Regions from separate parts of the Homo sapiens genome. Here region 2 is linked to region 1. A link is an interaction called in ENCODE POLR2A ChIA-PET data of the cell type or tissue named here. Cell type or tissue: OCI-LY7. All regions are shown on one strand. Each heading gives the region's core, and the rest is flanking DNA. Links, peaks and the distances in the headings are about the cores only. Region 1 overlaps MBNL1 (muscleblind like splicing regulator 1). Region 2 has its middle 26 kb from the start of MBNL1.

Region 1 (10,624 bases), core at 1,080-9,079:
CTTGCAGTGGGTTAGAATGTGCTCCTTTAGCTCGGAGGAGTTACCCACCTTCCGAAGCCTACTTCTGTCAATTCGTCAAACTCATTTTCCATCCAGTTTTGTTTCCTTGCTGGCGAGGAGTTATGATCCCTTGGAGGAGAAGAGGTGTTCTGGTTTTTGGAATTTTCAGCCTTCTTGTGCTGGTTTTTCCTCATCTCCCTGGATTTATCTGCCTTTGGTCTTTGATGTTGGTGACCTTTGGATGGGGTTTTTGTGTGGACATCGTTTTTGTTGATGTTGATGCTATTCCTTTCTGTTTTTTAGTTTTTCTCCTAACAGGCAGGCTTCTCTCCTGCAGGCCTGCTGGAGTTTGCTGGAGGTCCACTCCAGACCCTGTTTGCCTGAGTATCACTAGCAGACACTGCAGAACAGCAAAGATTGCTGCCTGCTCCTTCCTCTGGAAGTTTCGTCCCAGAGGGGCACCCGCCAGATGCTAGTGGAGCTCTCCTGTATGAGGTGTCTGTTGACCCCTGCTGGGAGGTGTCTCCCAGTCAGGAGGCACAGGGGTCAGGGACCCACTTGAGGAGGCAGTCTGTCCCTTAGCAGAGTTTGAGTGCTGTGCTGGGAGATTCGCTGCTCTCTTCAGAGCTGGCAGGCAGGAACATTTACGTCTGCTGAAGCTGCACCCACAGCCGCCTCTTCCGCCAGGTCCTCTGTCCCAGAGAGGTGGGAGTTTTATCTGTTAGCCCCTGACTGGGGCTGCTGCCTTTCTTTCAGAGATGCCCTGTCCAGAGAGGAGGAATCTAGAGAGGCAGTCTGGCTATGGCAGCTTTGCAGAGCTGTGGTGGGCTCTGCCCAATTCGAACTTCCCAGAAGCTTTGTTTATACTGTGAGGGGAAAACCACCTACTCAAGCCTCAGTAATGGTGGACGCTTCTCCCCACACCAAGCTTGAGAGTCCCAGGTCGACTTCAGACTGCTGTGCTGGCAGCAAGAATTTCAAGCCAGTGGATTTTAGCTTGCTGGGCTCTGTGGCGGTGGGATCCACTGATCCACTTGGCTCCCTGGCTTCAGTTCCCTTTCCAGGAGAGTGAACAGTTCTGTCGCTGGCCTTCCAGGTGTCACTGGGGTATGGAAAAAAAAAAAAAAAAAAAAAAAACCTTCTGCAGCTAGCTTGGTGTCTGCCTAAATGGCTGCCCTGTTTTGCGCTTGAAACCCAGGGCCCTGGTAGTGTCAGCACTCGAGGGAATCTCCTGGTCTGTGGGTTGTAAAGACCATGGGAAAAGCATAGTATCTGGGTTGGAATGCACCATTCCTCATTGCACAGTCCCTCATGGCTTCCCTTTGGTGGGGGAGGTTGTTTTCTCACCCCTTGAGCTTACCGTGTGAGGTGATGCACCCCCCCTGCTTTGGCTCGTGCTCTGTGGGCTGCACCCACTGTCTAACCTGTACCAAAGAGATGAGCCAGGTACCTTAGTTGGAAATGCAGAAATCACCCACTTTCTGCATTGATCTCACTGGGAGCTGCAGACCTGAGCTGTTCCTGTTAGGCCATCTTGCCAGCCACTCATATTTTACTTTTAAGTGATTAGGTTGTTTGGGAGAAATGGTGATTTAATGGAAAACTTATCCATGTTTACATATTTTAAAATTAGATTTATAAATGAAGATTTTCAAATATGTACAAAAGTAGAGAGAATAGTGTAATATACCATAATTCAGTGTTGATGATTTTCCTTATTTATTGATCTTGTTGCTTCTATCTTCTCACTTTTTTGGGAGGAGGGAATAGGCTAGAACATTTTAAAGCATATCTTAAATGGCATATAATTTCTTGTGTATATGCATCTTTTACATATAAAGGCTGTTTTAAAAATGAGTTGCTGCTTTATAGTTTCTTCTTTAGAAACATATAAGATTAAAGATAAAAGAAATAGAATAGGGAAATAGCCTAGCTATAGAAACAGCACTTTTAAATTTCATATGTACAGTGATTTATTATTTGCAAATCATCTACTTTTTAAAAGTATGATACTTTATTATTTGCAAATTATTTAATTTTTAAAAGTGATTTTTGTGGGAGGTCAGAGTTGGATGGAGAAGGGTCATTTTCATTTTTGATTAGAGGATTCTTGTAATGACCTGATGAAAACTGCTCTGAGGGCATCTTCAGCTGGAAAGTATGTATTACTACTTTCTGTAATCAGGGTCAGCCACCAGTGTCTCCCAGGAGCACAGCAAGTAGTCATTTCCCAGCTCTATTATAAATCACTAAGTAATCACACTGCAGTGTCTTAAACCCATAGAGTTGACAGATATGCCTGGTATTCCCCTTATATGCCGTGACCATTCAAACTAGGGGGTCAACTTGGACTCAAAGTAAGCTGACTGAAAAATGGGCAGCATACGAATACCAGGAAAGTGAAATTGAAGTCACACTTATTAAATAATCTAGATCACATTTGCCAAACAAAGTGTTCACTGTGGATCTGAAACATGTAAAAATAAATGGAAAAGTAGAGGAAGGCTTCAGGGATGCTTGAGCTGTTTCTAACATGGCATGTATAAATTGCCACACCCACTGTCTTCTGCCCACTGGCGGCAAATCCTTTGTGTTCTCATAGGTCAAAAGAGGACTCAGGAAATGGAAGTAATTATTTTTCCCATGAGCAAAGAAGAGTTGATTTCATTATATTATTTCTTGGAACTTGTCTGTTATTTTCATATTTTATTTATGTGGCAAAGAAGATATCTTCTAAGACATGCATATTATAAGAAGTTGAGGTTATTTTTTGTTTGCCTGTTTGCTTTTTTTTCGCGACAGACTCTTGTTATGTTGTCTAGGCTGGTTTCAAACTCCTGGCCCCAAGCAGCCTTCCTTCTTCAGCCTCCCAAGTAGCTGGGATTACAGGCGTGTGCCACCACACTTACCCAGCGGAGTTGGGGTTGTTAAGCTACTTTTGAGAATCGTTGTATTCTGCAATGAATAAAGATGGGTTTGCCCAAAAGAAATTTTTTTCCTCAAGTAAAGCATTGGCACTAAAAGGCTCCTCTTGACAATCTGTTTATAGCTATTCTCACAATTAAGTGTGGAGAATTAGATTAATTCCATTGAAATCATAAATGCACTGCAATCTGTAGATTATCAGTTAGTTTAGATAAACACCACTGATTACTGTTGAATTATGCATACAAATATTTATAGCATCTTGTATAAGGTACTTGTAAAAATAAATAATGATTATAATAATAAAGATTTAGATCTGGGTGTGGTGGCTCATGCCTGTAATCCCAGCACTTTGGGAGGCCAAGTGGGGAGGATCACTTGAGGCCAGAGTTCAAGACCAGCCTGAGCAACATAGTGATTGGTATTAGGTCTTCTTCACATGTTTGGTAAAAATTCAGCAATGAAACCAGTAAGCCCCAGGCTATTCTTCTCAATATCTACAAACAAAACAAAAAAGTTAGCCAGGTCTTCGATGTGTGCCTGTAGTCCTAGCTACTTGGGAGTCTGAGGTGGGGGGATTGCTTAAGCCCTGGAGGTTGAGGCTGCAGTGAGTCGTGATTGCTCTGCTACACTCCAGCCGGGGTGATGGAGCCAAGACCTTGTCTCAAAAAAAAAAAAAGACTGAGTACTTAAATTTCTATATCTTTTTCCATCTTGAAAGGAATATTTTCCAACTGGTTTAATACTGTTGTTTAATAAGAATAAGATATATCCTTAAATTAAACAACAGTATTAACCAGATTTTGAGATGCAATGTTAGCCACATTTATTTCCCTTTAGCCTTCAGAAAAATCTAAGTTTAGATACCAATTCTTTGTTTCCTGGATAAATTTCTCCATTTTTCTTTATATATTTCTGCTCAGAACTCATACTGTCAGGCCGGTATCATACCCATGGTATCTTATATTCCAACTATAAGATGCATGAATATATTAATAAGTTTTTAGTTTTAAGTGTAGTATGACATACTTTACAAAAGTTTTCAAGTTCAGAAATAGTTTCTATTTATGATAGAAATATTTAAAATGTAAGATTTTTTTCTTGAGAAAAGACTATATTTTGTTAACTTTTTCGGATTATACAAGTATTTGACTCAGATGTCTCAGAAAAGTCTCACATATTATCTCGAGGAAACATACATTGAATTATGCTTTAATTGTTTATCTCCATTGTTTTAATCTTTTGTCTAATACAGTGATATAGTTTTCTCTTCATAGTTAGACTCTCTTAAAAAAGAAGCTCTTGAGAGTGTAGTTATGTGTGGTTCATCCGTAAAATAAGAAGCTGTTTTAGAAGTAAAATGTGATGTTTATGGTGGACAAGACTTGCTGACTAATGGTTGTTGGAAATTTTCCATTTGTCAGATTGTTATGTAGATGATCATATATTAAATATAGCTAAGAGGAGAGCAAAAGCCCAAGGAATCTAAAGAACATTTTTTTTTGGCTAATAGTATGTTTTTAGGAATAAGAGCTGCTGTAAAGAATGCAGAAGCCTCATGTCATTAGCTGCACGTCCATCTCCTAGCAGATGAGCTGAGGGGTGCCACGCACTCTCTCTATATATATACGCACACACACACGTGCATGCGCACACACACACATACACACACACATACATATATATCTCTTCTTGGGGAAAATGGGTCTCGCTGCTTCACCTGAAGTCTGCATGCTTTTTGTTCCCTATTTTTTGCTAGTTTCATTTCCTCACTTCCTCTTTTCCCTTTTGTTCCCTTTTCCCCGTACTTCCCCTAGACTTAAAATGTTACATGAAGTTGAGTTTGTGGCTAGTGATTTACATGCGAACTTGTTGTTTTAAAACAAAGCCCCAAAACTGTGGCAGTGAGGATAATACAGCAAAAACAGTGAGGCTATTCCAAGTAGTTGAAAGATTTTCATTGTGAGTGAGAAGCCATTAATGATGGTTGTGGTTGTTCCTTTTTTCAAAGGTTTTCTCATTTTTGATAAGATGATATTTTACTACATTTAATAGAATTATGCTTAGATAAGATGCTTTTTTCATTGAATTGGCCTGGTCCTTGTTTTTATGTGGGCCTTTGAATCTGGGTTGATTTGAAACTACCTACTGCTGTCCTCTATACTGTCTGCAGAGACCTGAACCTGTAGATCATATAGAAGTCGTGTAATAGCTAGGACCCATCAGGTGGTTATAGAACCGAAATTAAATTCAAGCCCCAACACCTCCACTCGTCAGCCATAGACCGTTAGTAAATTAACCTGTTAATTTATATTGTATTATCTCTTATTTGGGGACAATAAAAGGCCTATTGAATAGAATTTTAGGGTCTAATACATGTGAAGCTCTTAGAACTGTGTATAGTACACATTATATAGCAAGAAATGTTTGTTGTCATTATGTGTTCAAAGGCAAATTGTTGATGGAATTGAAACCTATATTGTGACACACATTAACATATTTGGAGGCCACATTCATGTTTCAGAATCTTTGGTATTGTTTAAAATTATTTAACATTGAGTAAATTAACTGACTTCTACAGTGACCTAAATTTGATCTATGATCAGATCTATCATGTTAATCTATTGTTTCATAATAGGTTGAGCTATCAAATGATGGACACAAGGATAAGGTATAGGAAATCTTCGCTTACTGTCTTCCGTGGATTCTTGGAAACTATGACTTGACATGAAATGGAGTATAACAAAACCAATTGTTTTTCTCATTAGTGTTATAACTAAATGACCTTGAAGGAAACGATATTATTTGAGGACCTGCTGTATATTGTTTTATGTAAAGTAACAGTTTCTAAGAACCTATTGGTGATGTTAAGTGAGGACTAACTATATTAAGAATGTTTCAGGCCATGTGGGATGGCTCATTCCTGTAATCCCTGTGCTTTGAGAAGCCAAGGCAGGAAGATTGCTTGAGGCCAGGAGATCGAGACCAGCCTGGGCAACATAGCAAGACCTCATCTCTACAAAAACAAAACAAAACAAAAAAACAATTCACTAGGTGTGTTTTCTAGCTACTTGGGAGGCTGAGGTGGGAGGATCACTTGAGCCTAGGAATTAGAGGCTGAAATGAGGCACAATTTCACCACTGCACTCCAGCCTGAGTGATAAAGCAAGACTCTATGTCTATTTTTTTTAAAAATTAATGTATGTTCTAGCTACTCAAGAGAGATATAGTAATGTACTTTTTAAAAATATTTCTATTTTGCATGATAGCTCCTACCAAGAAACGGGTACAATATAATGCAACAACATGTTTTTAATGCTACCTCTCTATATTTATTTAGGTAGGTAATAGTATATTTCTACCTGGTATTTATGTAATAGCTAGACAGCTTTTTGCAAAAATCTTTTTAAATGTACTTATATCATTACTTTTTCCTTTGAAAGATTTTCTCTTTGAAATCTTCCAAGGCTTTTTACAATTCCAATAATATCAAGAAATCATACCCAAGATACTATTTTGCATCATTATTGAAACAGGAGTTTTACTTTTTATCCTTATGTTATTTATTTATTTTATATTTAGAGACAAGGTCTTGCCCTGCTGCCCAGGGTGGGATACAATGGTGCAATCATGGCTCACCGCAGCCTCAACCCATCAGGCTCAAGCAAACCTCCTATCTCAGGCTCTCAAGTACCTGCAACTACAGGCACATGCCACCATGCCTGGCTGATAATTGCATTTTTTTAGAGATCAGGTGTCACTATGTTGCTCAGGCTGGTCTCACACTCCTGGGCTTAAGTGAGTCCCCCTCCTTGACCTCCCAAAGTGGTAAGATTACAGGTATGAGCCACCATGCCTGGCCTGAAGTTTAAAATGTATGTTTGTAGTAGACTGAATACTCTATCAACTATATTTTGATTTGTAAAAGGGTCATCCTGCATGTTTAACATTAACAAATAATCTCAAACTAGATTAGAAGCAATGGAAATTAATTAAAAATTTGTCATATAAAGTCACCACTGACATTTTTGATAATTACCCTTGGGTTTCTCTTGGCAAATTGATAGACTCTACACTGAAGCAGGAACTCCTATATATTTAGCTCTCTGCTTTTAATGTGGCTATTTCTGAAAAATATTATCAGAGTTTTCTGTCAACCAATGATCATTAATATTTGGTGATTACAGCATTTTCCCTTGGAATAGAAACCACCTATGGAGGTGTACAGCTTTTCTTACAGGTTTAAATATTAAAACTATTTTAGCCTTTCTTTGGAACTATTTTGACTATGAGTTATATTTTTGGAAAAATATATTTTCCTTTCTTGGGGACCTTTCCAAATTGTTCAGAATTGTCTTCATTAAATTAAAGCACTTCTGTTTATGCATTTCAGATGCGTGTGCATGTCACTACACGTTCTTATAAGCACTGACGTAATACTTTCTCCTTCTGAATATTGATATGTTTTTGTTTGGCATTACACAGGCAGAATCTCAAAAATTTTCTAAATGACATCTACATTTAATAATTGCTGCAAATATTGTTGTAGAATCATGAGGTTGCAGTAGGGTTTTGTTTTGTTTTTGAGAAGTTTTAAAATTTGTCTTATTTTGCATTTTTTTTCCCTTTAGTTAAAGATTCAGATGAACAATGAGTCAGAAGATAGGTTAAGCTTTTCCGCCTCTGCTCCATTGGAATGAGATAGACTAATTTCCTTGGGATAGATGGAGGCTATTTATATAGGATGTTTATACTATAAGGCAATTAAATACTTACTAAGTAGATATAATTTCTAAAAGTAAAACAGAACCTAGAACCACAAGACTGCTATTCCTAGCCCAGATAAATTAATATTAATTCTAAACCTCAAAGATCTTCTTAAAGATTGCTAGATATGAAGATTTTTATACCATTGCTCAGTAGTACATAACAGGTTGTATAACCTTGTGATGAAGAAATTTTCCTTCCCTATTCGTCACTTACTGTTAGGTTCTCTGTATTTGGAAAGTCTCCTTTTGTTACAGATTTGAAGTTTGAAGATGCATCATAAAGTCTAAAAGTAGGAAATGCCCACAGAATTTAACATTAACAGTTGTAGAACATATTGAATACCTAAAATACAGTGTCTGAGTGATTAGAGAAAGAAAGTGGAGTATTTTGAGAATTTGACACGCTCCTTATCTTCCAAATTGCTCAAATCTGTTTCCTTGTATCTAAACTCAAAGTTTATGGTAAGGTCTAAACGGGCATTGAGCCAGATAGAATGGAGAGAATGAGAAGAAAAGGGGAATCGACAGGGAAACAGCATGAATGGAAAAACTTTCCAATTGTTAATTGATTACTAGATGTAAGCCCCTAAAGAGGTATTGAAAGAGGTTTTACAGCTTTTGCTTCATTATCCTTACCTTCAAAACCTTGGCTAAATGTGTCCAGAGTATTTTGAGCTCAGAGTATGAGCTGAAAAGAGTAATATTTCAGATACCTTAATACATTATATTTAGCCCTTTATGTGGGAGTTACTGCATTTTCACATTATGTACTTTAACACAACTTTAAACATTTCCTATATTGAGTTTTTTTTTTAAAAAAGGCACTTCTGATTACGTATTTCAAATGTGTGTGGATGCCACTACACATTTTTCTAAGCACTGAGTTAATATTTTTCCTTGTGAATATTCACATTTTTGTGGCACTACACACACAGACTCTGAATAATCGAACTATTCACAAGCCAATTCTAAGTTAGAATATCTTTTAATTTTTGTTATGTTTTGTTTTTGTTAATAGCAAGTTCTTATACCTTAATATTTGAGAAACACACAGTTAATAAAACAGAAGGAGGGGCAGCAATAAGATAAACTGGCTTTGCTTCATCAAATTATCTTGTTTTTAGACAAATCCAAATGGCAACAACCATGCATCTTTTCTCAAACTAAGATTTTATAATAGATGTTTTCATTATAACAAGTTGTATATCTACATTTCATTTATATAAAAGGCAGCTCTAAACTCTGACTACATTCAAAGTTACTTGTAACAAAGACTGGATTGTAATATGAACACATCTGGATTTGGGGAAATGTGTACAAATATGGCTATATGTAAAGGTAGCAGCAGTTTATAGCTTTCCTTATTAGACTTCTGTCTATATACTTCAGGCAGGAGTAGAAAAAGCCCATGGCATATTGAGCTAGTATGTGTCCTTACTTGCTAAAAACAAACAAACAAACAAAAAAAAGTAAAAACAAACGCTGTCCATAAGTGCACACTATTCTGTAAAGAAAAATTCCTATTTACAGTTAAAATATTTTAAATTTTAAAACAACATAAAAATGTGAATACATTTTGGTTACTTTTTGGAATATTAAAGCAGAATAGATAAATGTGTCTGTGTCGTTTCCTGGAAAATCATTTGTTAAAAAACTCATTTTGGTAATTATCTAGTAATTCTATAGTTAGCAAAATTTTATTTTATATTTCTATATTCATATTTCTATGAAAATTGTTCTTAATTTAACATGCCAATAATTCTTTTCATTCACATGTTAATTTCCACACCTGTTTCTATGAAATGTTTGTTTTTAATTTTTCTGATTAAAAAATGTTATCTAGTTTAGCTTTGTAACTTAGAGTGAGAAAAGGCTATGGTTTGTTCTCTGAAATGCTTAACTTACTTTCAAACTGATTAAATCAGCCAAAGAATTTGAAGGGTTTAGCTATTAGATGTCAAATAATTGCTTGATTAACCTATACTTCAGTTTTTCAACTGTTCTTTTGACATATTAACCTGCTTCAGTGCAGGGAACAAATTTTTGAGGCTGGGGACATAGTAGGTGTTTGGCGTCTTTCTCAATTGATTTAGAAACAAACTTAGTGTAACTAAGTAGGCGTAACATACTCTTTAGTTACCCCTAGAAAGGTATATTTAGACTTGTTTAGTAAGCAGAGGTGGTAATATTCAACCAAGTAAGCAAATATAAGTATGAAATAGTTTTCCTTTAAACCCACTTGGCAGTGGAAAAAGCCAAATGGAAAACTAGCTGACCACTCTGATCCTGTTTGTCTTACACAGTAGTTAAGCTAAATGCCACTCAGACAATGATTTATTTATTAAAGCAAAGAAAATATTTTTCTTTCCTAAAATCGTAATGTAAAATAATAAATATAAGAGTACATTTTGACTCTGTGATAGAATCCGTGTTCCTCGCCATAATATGTTAGGTTGCATAACATTTTTTTTAAAGGGACAAAAGCTGGAGAATTCATACGTTGTGTTAGCAAGAAAAAATAGATAATGGAAGCAGGACTTTCCTGCCCCTTCCCTAAAGCTTCAAGTAATTTGAAGCGTGAAAAAGAAAATGAAACTTAAAAAATCAGTGAGAACAATGTGCTTCCCTAGAGGCTCTTTTCATTATGATAGCACTTATTTCCAAGAATGCTTCTGAATATGTATCCCAGGCAATTAATGCAACATACATTTGTCTTTAATACTTTTCCAGTTTGAAGATATTTGTCCTCAGTGGCAGAATATAAAAAGGAGTTGAATAGGTTTCTTTCTGTTCCATTATCTTTTCTTTTTACACTGGTTGCCCTAGCAGGGGCTATCTTTTCCTTGTTTTTCCTCACCTTTTAAATCCAGTTTTTGTTATCTTTAGCATTTTATTCAACTTCGTTTTATATTTTGCTTTAACATTCTGGT
Region 2 (10,624 bases), core at 849-8,848, 130 kb before region 1:
TATATTTTTTTTAACCTTGCTTTTCCCCCTTTAGAACCTTGCTTTCTTGCTCAGGCTGGACCTGAACTCCTGGGTTCAAGTGATCCCCCTGCTTCAGCTTCCCGAGTAGCTAGGACTACAGGTACACACCACTGTGCCCAGCGAGGGCTAATGTAAATCTTGAGCAATGTCTGCTTGAAGTGGTATATTTTAAATGATCGATTTCATATAGTTTAATGAAGGGAGTATTTAGAGGTGTTGCCATGATTAGTAGTAAATGAGGTATGGCAGAGATGAGCAATGGTGGAAATTGCTAATTGGATTACCACCCCTAGACCTGAAAGGCAAGGAAGAATCATGATATTGGAACCTAGTAATAGCTAATAGCTGAGACTGAGAAAGACAGAGAGTAGCTGTGGCTGTAGGTGGAGGGATACAGACACTTCCAAAACCATGCCCTGGCAGCATAAAGGAGATACAAATAAGCACTCCAAATTCTCTCTTCTCTATATCATGCTGATCCATCCATTAGCCAAAGTTAGCTGGAATTTATTTGTATTCCCAGTCCCTATCATAACTCCCTACATATAGCAGATACAAAGTATTGAATGAATGACTCTCCATAAATCTCCTATATTCCTAGTTTTTTAAAGTTCATTTTTCTTAGTAAACACAATCAATGTAATATAAATGTACAACTAGATGTGATTTGTTAACCTTTGCTATGTTTTCAAATAAATATATTCAAAAATTAGAAGAATATTTTTGTCCAACTATTCATTCACAAATTAGGTTTGAAAATGCTCATCACCATCGTTCTCAGGAAACACGGTCTTCTTGGCCCTGTACCTATGATATTCAATTAATCCTCACAGTACCCCAGTGGAGTTAGTATTATCATCCACTTTTATATGTAAGGAAACTAAGGGTCAGAGATACTTGAAAATAATCAGACTATGCTATCCTCTTCAATTCTTTAACTGCATGTTAAAGAATTTAAATATTTAAATTTATGTTAAGATAAATATAAATATAAATGTTAACATAAATATTTATTTATTTATGTTAAAGAATGTTAAAATATTTAAGCCATTCTCTTAATAAGTAAAAAACAAAATCAGTGAACCAGAAATATTTCTGTCACCACTGAGCTATGAAAAGAGCAGTTGAAATATTGCTACTTCAGTAGTTTTAAAGTGGCCATGAAAATATACCTTGAGAAAGAAATAGTGGTTAAAACCATAAATATATTTATTTTATTTTACTTGAAATCTGTTTCCAGGGACATATGCACAGATGCTTATTTTCTTCTATGTGATAGGCGCATAATAGCAAAATTTACAAAAAAAGAAGAAAAAGAAGAAGAAAGCCGATTTAGGATTAAAATGGTAAATGCAAATGAAAATAATGGGAAATACGAAAACTTTAATATTTTTCTAATCTGCATGGTTTTTGAAATTTCTTTGGAAGGGTATTTTGAAAGTTCTAAATGCAAAATGTGATTATTACTATATTGTTACCTTTATCAAAATATCCTTTCATAAGAAAATAGTGCCCGAATTGTATTTAAAAAGAAGGTATTTTTGTGTATTAGATATATTAATCATAAACTATTTTTAATGCAATATATGATGTAACATGTTCATATATATTATAAACTCCTAACACATGTTTAAATGTATTTTTTCTTGCAATTATGTACTGCTTGGCACATAGAAGAAACTAACAATGTGTTGACTGAGTTTATTCCAAATGCTAGTAATAACTCAATAGCAATAAGCACTACTAAGGTTTAGATGGTGATCTCAAAAATCCCTGTCTACCAAAAGCAACGAAGGTTCTTTAGAGAAATGGGTGATTTCAGTTCTGGGGCAAGAAATACACAAAATGAACCTGGCTATCTTGTGCCAGAAATCAAAGACATTATCAGAGAATATTAGGGTCATCTCAAGAGGTTACCATAGCCAGCATGAAAAGCCCTAAAATGGAGGATGGGGAGAATGGACCATCACCAAAAAAGAAAAATTATTGCAATGCATTCAAACAGAATGTACTTATAATCCTACATATCAATAAAAAGCTGACAATTATGCAATAAAGAAATGTTTGGTCCTGGTAGTAGGTGATCAGGTAAAAAAAATAATAATGAGATAAAATAAAAAGAAAAGTTTGGAATGAATTAACAGGTAGTTCACAAAACTGGAATTGTAAAGGAGGATACAACATTAATATGTGTTCAATATCCACAGTAATCAGGGAAAAGCAAAATAAAAATATTAAGACTCCATTTTCTTGTCCATCAGATTGGCAAATCTTTAAAAGTTTAATTAAAGCAAATACTGGCAATCGCATAAAAAAACAGGAAATGTTGGAGATTAAACCTTTTTTGACTGGGCCATTTGGCAGTGACAATTAACATTTTAAATGTATATGCCTTCTGACCTAACAATTCTACTTTCCTGTATCTACCTCACATAAAGACTTGTACTACTTTTAGAGAGATATTTAAAATGCTCAACTGATCACATTATTTTTAGCTGTGAAGAGTAACACAAATTCAATCAGTGAGGGAATTAGATATATATGAATCAGTTCAAAAGTATGTCTTGGGATACCTTCAAGCCATATTAAGCTTTTTAAAAGTCCCAGTGAAGAACATACAGTGTGATGTTATTTACATTAAAACCCCACAAAATTATTTAACTCCTTATGTGTCTTACAGGTAATTATACAGGAAATAGTTAAGCAAGTATACACATCAAACTGATAGTATTACTTATTTCTAGGGAGAAGAATCATGTTAGAGGGAATTAAAATGGACTTTTGCTTTAACTGTATTTTTAATACTATAAACATAAGAAAGTGTTTAAGTAGTCTTTGTTTTATACTTCCAGTAACCGTATTAGGTGGTCATTTAAGGCCCCATTTACAGGTGAGGAAATAGGGCTCAAAAATGTTGCCTGACCTGCTGAAGTTTAAACAATAGTAGAATTGAAAAATTAATTGAGGCTTATCTTAGGGCCTCTATGCAGACTCTTTTCTGTACATTGCAAGTAGAAATGATTTTATATTTTGCATTGGTGAAAACTTTTCTAGGGAGATAACTGGGTTGGAAACAGAGATTTGGGAGCAATCAGTATTTGCCAGTTAAAACCATGCAAGGATAGTGAGATTGTCGGGTAAGGAGAGCAAGCCCAGGACAGAATCCTGAGAAGTGGCAACATTTACTAGAGGAGCAGAGTTTAAAGACTCATAAATAAATCAGAGAAGTTGCCACATAATCAGAAGGTGAGAGTGAAGTCAAGAGCTGAAAGACAGATAACATTTCCTGGAGGAGGAAGTGGTCAACATTGGCATGTGCTGAAAACAGGTCAAGTAAGAGGGCTTTTGGATTTTGGATTTGGTAACAGGGAGATCACTGGTGATTTTGGCAAGAGTCTTGATAAATAGGAGGAAGCAGAAACCCATGCAGGAGGAAGAAATGTGAGAAAGATAGGTGGACTTAGTATGGTGGGTCCTCAAAAAGTATAAAATTACAGTATGATTCAATTCCACTTCTGGGTGTATATACAAAAAAAATGAAAGCAAAGATTCAAACAGATATTTGCACACCCATGTTTATAGCAGCATTATTCTCAATAGCCAAAGATAGCAACAACTCAAGTGTCCATCATCTGATAAATAGGAAACAAATGTGGTATATACATACAATAGAATATTATTCAGCTTTAAGAAGGAAGGAAATTCTGACACATGCTGCAACTTTGATGAACCTAAGTGAAATAAGCCAGACACAAATGGACAAATGTCATATGGTTCCATTCATATGAAGTACCTAGAGTAATCACATTCATAGAGATAGAAAGTAGAATGGTGGTTGCCAGGTTGAGGGCAGGAAGGAACGTTCAGTTATTGTTTAATAGGTACAGAGTTTCAGTCTAGAAGAATGAGAAAGTTCTGGAGATAGATGGTGGTGATGGTTGCCTAACAGTGTGAATGTACTTAATGCCTCTGAACTGTACATTTAAAAATGGTTCAAATGGTAAATTTTGTTAAATATATTCTACCATACACACATACAAAAAAGATATAAGGGCTCAAGTCAATGTGGGCAACTTTCTCAAAAAGTTCTGATGAAGAAAAAGAAAGTAATATGACAAGTCAGTCAGAGGAGGAATTTTTAATAGGGAAGAAACTTGAGCATATTTATCAGCCTGGAAGGGATCATTAGAGAAGAAGAGAAGTAGAGATATACATCCACTATTCAGGCAAAAGGTACACAAATATTGAGGAAATACATTAAAATTACAGCAGACATTGAGGACTATGCTTCCAGAGTGTGACTGGGTCTTTGGGGACTGATAAGCCTAGTGTTTTATATAATGATACCCAAATACAATAATATTTAAAATTTGTCTAAACACATAGAATCTAAGCAATTTTAATCACATTGACAACTTCTCTGTAGGGATTTCCTTATAAGTAGTTCACAAAGGAATTCAAATAAAATTTGATATCAATGACATACTGGGGTTTTGTTCGTTTATTTGTTTTTGTTTTTTGTGCGTTTTATGGAGGGGACAGCTTTCTGCATTTGGTTTATTTAACTTCCTGCAAACTCACATTAAGTATGAGTTTAGGTGAAATGGAAAATATTTCAGCTTCTAATCATCTCCTAATTACTCTGTTTGTTTGTTTTTGAGACGGAGTCTCACCCTATGGCCGAGGCTGGAGTGCAGTGGCAGGATCCCGGCTCACTGCAAACTCTGCCTCTCAGGTTCAAGGGATTCTCCTGCCTCAGCCTCCTGAGTAGCTGGGATTACAGGGGCCTGCCAAAGTGCCTGGCTAATTTTTGTATTTTTTTTAGTAGAGATGGGGTTTCACCATGTTGGCCAGGCTGATCTCGAACTCCTGACCTCAAGTGATCCACCCACCTCGGCCTCCCAAAGTGCTGGGATTACAGGCGTGAGCCACTGTGCCCAGTCTAAGTACTCTTTAATGCCTCTTTGGACATAAGGTTAAATAAAAAGCAAAGAGTGTGGTGCAGTGACAGCATGATAGCTTCTAAAGTCCAGAAAGTGGTTCTTGCAACATGTGGAGGTTTGCATAATTACTGTATTGCTCTTGCAATCCATCTCCTTCTTCCCCAATGAGCAAGGGAGTTTGGGAGCAACTGCCACACATAAAAAATGAAGCTACACATTGGCTTCTATTATCTGGCAACCTAAACCCATGATAAATATATTTGTATATATCCTTTTATTTGAATTTGGCAGTAGTACTTGCTTTGATCAACTTTTTTATGTCTTTTTTCAACCATTGTCCCTACTGTCCTTTAAATATTCTCATTTACTACTCCAACCTGTAAGAAACTTAGCCAGCTAAATGTTCAGTTTTGCAGGATCTGCACCTCTGCACCTGTTTTTTACTCTTGTGGCTGAAGTAGTGAAAGACCATAGTTCATGTGTAAGTAACAGTTTCAGTTTTGCAGTGCTTTATCTATATGTAACAGGCAACTATTCATGAGAAAGGAAGTTTGAGACTTGTAGGTAAAAAACCGCTACCCAAATTCCAGGAAAATGTCTGTTTACTGGAGGTTTTTTTTTTTTCTTCCTTTAATAAGATGCCTGTAGTCAGATTAGCATTTGTGTCATACTTCAAAGACTTTAAATTAATTAGACTTGTAAAAGCAAGTTAATTCCCATATATCAGCTGGACAGTTTTCTTCTGCATAGAGCAATGTTTTCTGTGATCATTGAGCCACACAGGAGATGCTTCCTTATGTAAACGAGCACTACTTAATCAAGTATAGGTTTCTTTTCTTTTCTTTTCTTTTTTGAAATGGAGTCTCACTGTGTCTCCCAGCCTGGAAAGCAATGGCCGCGATCTCAGCTCACTGCAACCTCCGCCTCCTGAGTTCAAGCGATTCTCCTGCCTCAGTCTCCTGAGTAAGTGGGATTCAGACGCCTGCCACCATGCCAGGCTAACTTTTGTATTTTTAGTAGAGACGGAGTTTCACTATGTTGGCCAGGCTGGTCTTGAACTCCTGACCTCAGGTAATCTGCCCGCTTCAGCCTCCCAAAGTGCTGGGATTACAGGCGTCAGCCACCGTGCCAGGCCAACTATAGGTTTCAATAGCTTAACTTTTCTAAAATTTGCTTACACATATAAACATGCATATACTTTAATTATATATGTGTACAGGCACCAATTATAGCCTGTTGCTGTGATTTCAAGTGTAAGCTTTATGAATAATTTTCCATGCCCCATAAAATGGATAAAGCATAATGACTGTTATTTCATAACTTCCTCTTTTGGTGGACTATCCTTTTGCAGAGGAAAAAAAATAATGTAACTAGAGAAGAGAGTTGAGCAGAGAACTGAGCTCTTTGAAGTGCTGGTAGTTTGTCTCAACCCATGAAGCAGCTTAACAAGCAACTATAACTAAGCATAGAGGTAAGAACAATTATTTGCTATTTTTCATTTTATTATTTGGATTGCTATTTATATAGCAACAATTTAAATGCTGGCCACATTACAGTGTAGATTAGATAAACCTGATAACTCTTTCAAGTAAGTAACCGACATTTTAAATAAAAAGTTTAATACATTTACAAAGCTTCAGCTTCACATACAAGCTTTTAAAAACCTGGAAAAATTTAAAGTTTTCATTGATCTCCAAATTATTTTACCTGCAAAATAAAACGTTATCTTTCTTGTGTATTTGTAATTTTGCACACAATTTAGTGCTGAAGAGGCATTTGGATTATTAACAAATTTGATAACTTTTCTTCTTTCCCAGCTCTAGATTATTTCTAATATTCTCTCACAGATATACTTTTGTTCATTTTGCATATTATTAGTTGAGCACTTTCCAGAAAAAAAAGCATTCTTACATTTGTTTTTACCCACCGTGAAAATATATTGTATCATTTAAAATATGACATTTCAGTATTATTTTTATATCATCACTTTATGATGATATTTGTTTAGAAAAATTAATTTGTAGTGTAGACAGCATGACTTAAAATTTTAAATGAAATATGCAAATCTAATTTTTAAAATGTATTGTTTTCTAAATAAGTTTAATTTGTATTTATAATGCTTAAAATATAGTAAGAATGAAAACAAAGTAAGACATTTGGTTTGATAATTGGAAATCAAACTAAACTGAAACTGATCTTATTAGTGAAATTCTAAAATAATCTAGATCCTAGAAACTTTTATTCAAATTTGCACTAATCCAGAATAATACCTACACATATTAACTGTATTTAATACAATTGTATTCATAATATAGCAATTTTTAAATCTTCCTTTTAAAAGCTGTTGGTTTCTTTATACTTTGGTAAAAACATTAAGGAGTGTTTAATACAGCTTTGAGAAGAAAAATCTGTTTAAGTGAACTACTCTGGCTATATATACATATGGAGGTTTGAAGAGTTTGCCTCTGAGCATTTTCATAATTGAATCCTTTTGAGAAAGTTTCATACATCACACATTTACCGTGTGAGATTTGGTAAGTATAAATATCCCAAGATGTATTTGAAGCTTTCTTAATTTGGTTTGAAAAAATTAGACTAATCTCATGGCTTCCAAAAAAGAAAGTCCACACTATCCCATCAATTAATAGATTTAATTTTTGATAAATTTTGGTAAATGGTGCTGTTATTACTGGTTCTAGTATGTTACCTAGTACCTAGTTGGTTTTTTGTTGGTTTGTTTTACGTATTTTCATGCACTACACCAATAAGTTGCACCAATAGTTGCTGTCTTCTTATTATAGGGAGAAGGAAAGCAGAGTGTTACTGTTACAAACTCAGATGTGAATTGTTGAATCAAATTTGACATACTTAACTCGATGAAAATTTTAAAATTAAGTTGATGGTTGTTAGAAATCCGTTACAATTGTGCTTCTTCATCTTTATCACACACTAATTAAACACAACTGCTTGTCAGGTCTAGGGGCTCAAGCCTGTAGTCCCAGCTACTTTGGAGGCTGAGGCAAGAGAATGGCTTAAGTCAGAAGATCAAGGCTGCAGTGAGCTGTGATTGCACCACTACACTCCAGCCTAAGTGACAGAGCCAGATTCTGTCTCTAAAAATATAAAAATAAAGAAACCTTAAAAATAAACACAACTACTTCCATCAGAAGTTCAAATGTCCACAATTTTAACTATGAGATATTTTGATATCATGAGCTATTAAGTGTTATATGTAGTATGGTAATATACTAAATAATGGCTAACAATCACAAGGAAACATAGCCCAAGGAGATTACAATATAAATTGGTCATAAGTGTAATTCAGAACAGCAAATGAAGGCTAAAGCAGCAGAGAAGATACTATCTTTCTGGCAAGACAGATTTGTTGTTGTTGTTGTTGTTGTCAATAATTAGTAAAGTCTGAATGAACATCCTAGTTCTAGATTATGGAAAATAAGTTTTTAAGTTGTTCTCTCTTTGATAAAATTGTCTTTACATAAGAAAAAAATGAGTGCTCATCTGAGTTTCCATGATAATATTAATGGTAAATAAATATTAACAAATATTTAATATTAATTATTTAATATTATTGTTTATTCATCATAAATATGATAAATAATTTATTACTGGAAAATTTAATTTTGGCTTCTGAGCTGTAGTATATATTTTACTGTGTTTTAGTAGATTATGTTTATGTGACATGATTGTCTAAGAAGTTTTCATTGAATCTAATAAAAATTGAGACTGGATGACTGCTGTGTATAGTATTGTAAAATTTGGTCTCTGTCTTAATAAGGCATAGTTTGATTGTGTGAAGTGGATGATCTTCTTGGGGGTCTATTAAACTATTGGGTCCAGGGTTGATGCTGCTAATCTCACAGTTAAATGGATGTTCTCCTCCTCCTTCACAAGATGACCTTCCCAAAGTTGCTCATCTATAGAAATAGAAAAGAATGATCTGCTTATAGAGGGCTCTATCCCACTCCAACAAATAAACGTATATTATTTTTCAAATAATAATTACATTTAGGAATAACAGTGCTATTTGTTTTTGACATAAATTACTGAACTTCCAAAAGAACATTGAAAGATTTAGTTTTTGTTTAGCTGTTTTGTTTCCTCTTCTTTTGGCCATTTTCCCATTTGCAAGAATAAAGAGAAGAAAGTTTGTTGCCTGAAAGAAAGATTACAGTTTGGGTGCAAACTCAGAGACATGACCTGTTATTGAAAAACAAAAATCTTTGTATCCCAGATAATGTGGGTCTTTCAGCCATTTAAAAGAAAATTTGTGCCCTCCTGTGTTTGTTGACTTTCTATTTATTTTTAATAAATGTAAATTCCAAATGATTGCTATATTTGCATATTCACATATAATTAAAATATGCTAAATAAATAAGAAATTATTATGATTGCAAAAATATGAGCTATGACAGTACATGAGCTCTGTATGATAAAATATGTATCATTTTCATGATACATGAAAAGAAAATACCTTTTACAGATATAAAGAATAAGGGTAAGCCATTTTATATTTCTGAATACTTCCATTTAAAAAAATAAATGAAATGGAATCTAATTTACATATCTGCATTGTAGAAAATAAAACCACTGTTCATTAATTTTTAATCTTTAAAATATAACTTGTTATTTGAGAATTAGTATAGTTCTGTTATTTGTCTGACATCATTGATGCTTTTTATCATTTTTTATTAACTAAAATTAGGCACTTAGATTTAATGTTTTTAAAATTCCTTCCAGTTTTATTTTTATCTTTATATACATTTTCTAAATATAGGTTTTAACTTTTTATTTAATTTTTTTGCTTTTAATATTATGGGGGAAAATACCAGATTTGCATATTTAAATCCAAATTTAAATAAAAATGTCATTAGAATCATTCATTAATATTGCAACCTTGGAAAGCAGATGAAGAATGAAGTTAGTCTATTGGTGTTGCTCCATGAACCAGTATAAAATTTCATACCTCATTATTATTCTACTTTACAGATATTTCATCATGAGCCTTTAGTTTTTTTTTAATATGTAGTGGTTATCACATTCTCAAAATTTTTCTCACCTTGGGAAAAAATAAATTGCAATATGATTTTGAGAAAAATCACCACAGTTTTGATTTTGAAAAAATAAGTAAAATTTTTAAAAGTGTACCTTAATTCAATCTATTTTCTTTTGCACAAGAAAAAATTTTAAGTAGGTTGCTTTTATTCTCGTTCTATGTGGGTGAATATAGCTGAATTGGAGGAGCAGCAAAAACATTTTCTATGCAATTAGGCGGCCTTCTGAATAAAATACAATCATATATCTGATGGCAGTGAGTTTTCTTAAATGCTCACCAGAAACTCTTGTTACACTTCACCTACTTTAAAACATCTTATTTAGAAATAATTGGAAGCTCATATAAGTTGTAAAAATAAAAAAGTATAATGAACCCCTTATATCTTTACCTAGATTTGCTTAAATATTTTATCCCATTTGCTTTATAATGTGCTCTCATTTTTTTCTTTATATTTTTCTATGGTCATAATTTTTTTCTGAACAACTTAAGAGTAAGTCACACATAACAAGGGCTTTCAGTCTGAATTTTCCAAGAATAGAGATAATCTCTTATTTTTTTTTCAAATAAAATTTTTTAAAAAATTATT

What was found. Peaks named below come from ENCODE experiments on the same cell type or tissue, not always from the same donor. Only the 100,000 strongest peaks of a DNase experiment are listed, where the experiment ranks them.
Region 2: POLR2A ChIA-PET joins it to region 1 with 12 read pairs; 5 of 35 experiments call an interaction of 5 or more read pairs at or near these places.

The regions. Positions count from the first base shown.
Region 1 is chr3:152,372,229-152,382,852 of GRCh38, forward strand. The region is part of intron 2 of MBNL1 (muscleblind like splicing regulator 1); the gene reads left to right. Among named protein-coding and RNA genes, the nearest start is that of MBNL1-AS1, 110 kb to the left of the region's middle. In OCI-LY7, for the core only: a CTCF peak has its summit at 2,473; a DNase peak (open chromatin) is centred at 4,613; H3K4me3 peaks cover 2,130 bases; H3K27ac peaks cover 4,170 bases.
Region 2 is chr3:152,238,006-152,248,629 of GRCh38, forward strand. It overlaps a transcript of MBNL1 not described here. Among named protein-coding and RNA genes, the nearest start is that of MBNL1, 26 kb to the right of the region's middle. RefSeq lists enhancers at 5,501-5,560, 5,691-5,820. In OCI-LY7, for the core only: no CTCF peak of the experiment used is centred there; DNase peaks (open chromatin) are centred at 3,310, 5,426, 6,346 and 7,976; H3K4me3 peaks cover 4,450 bases; H3K27ac peaks cover 5,650 bases.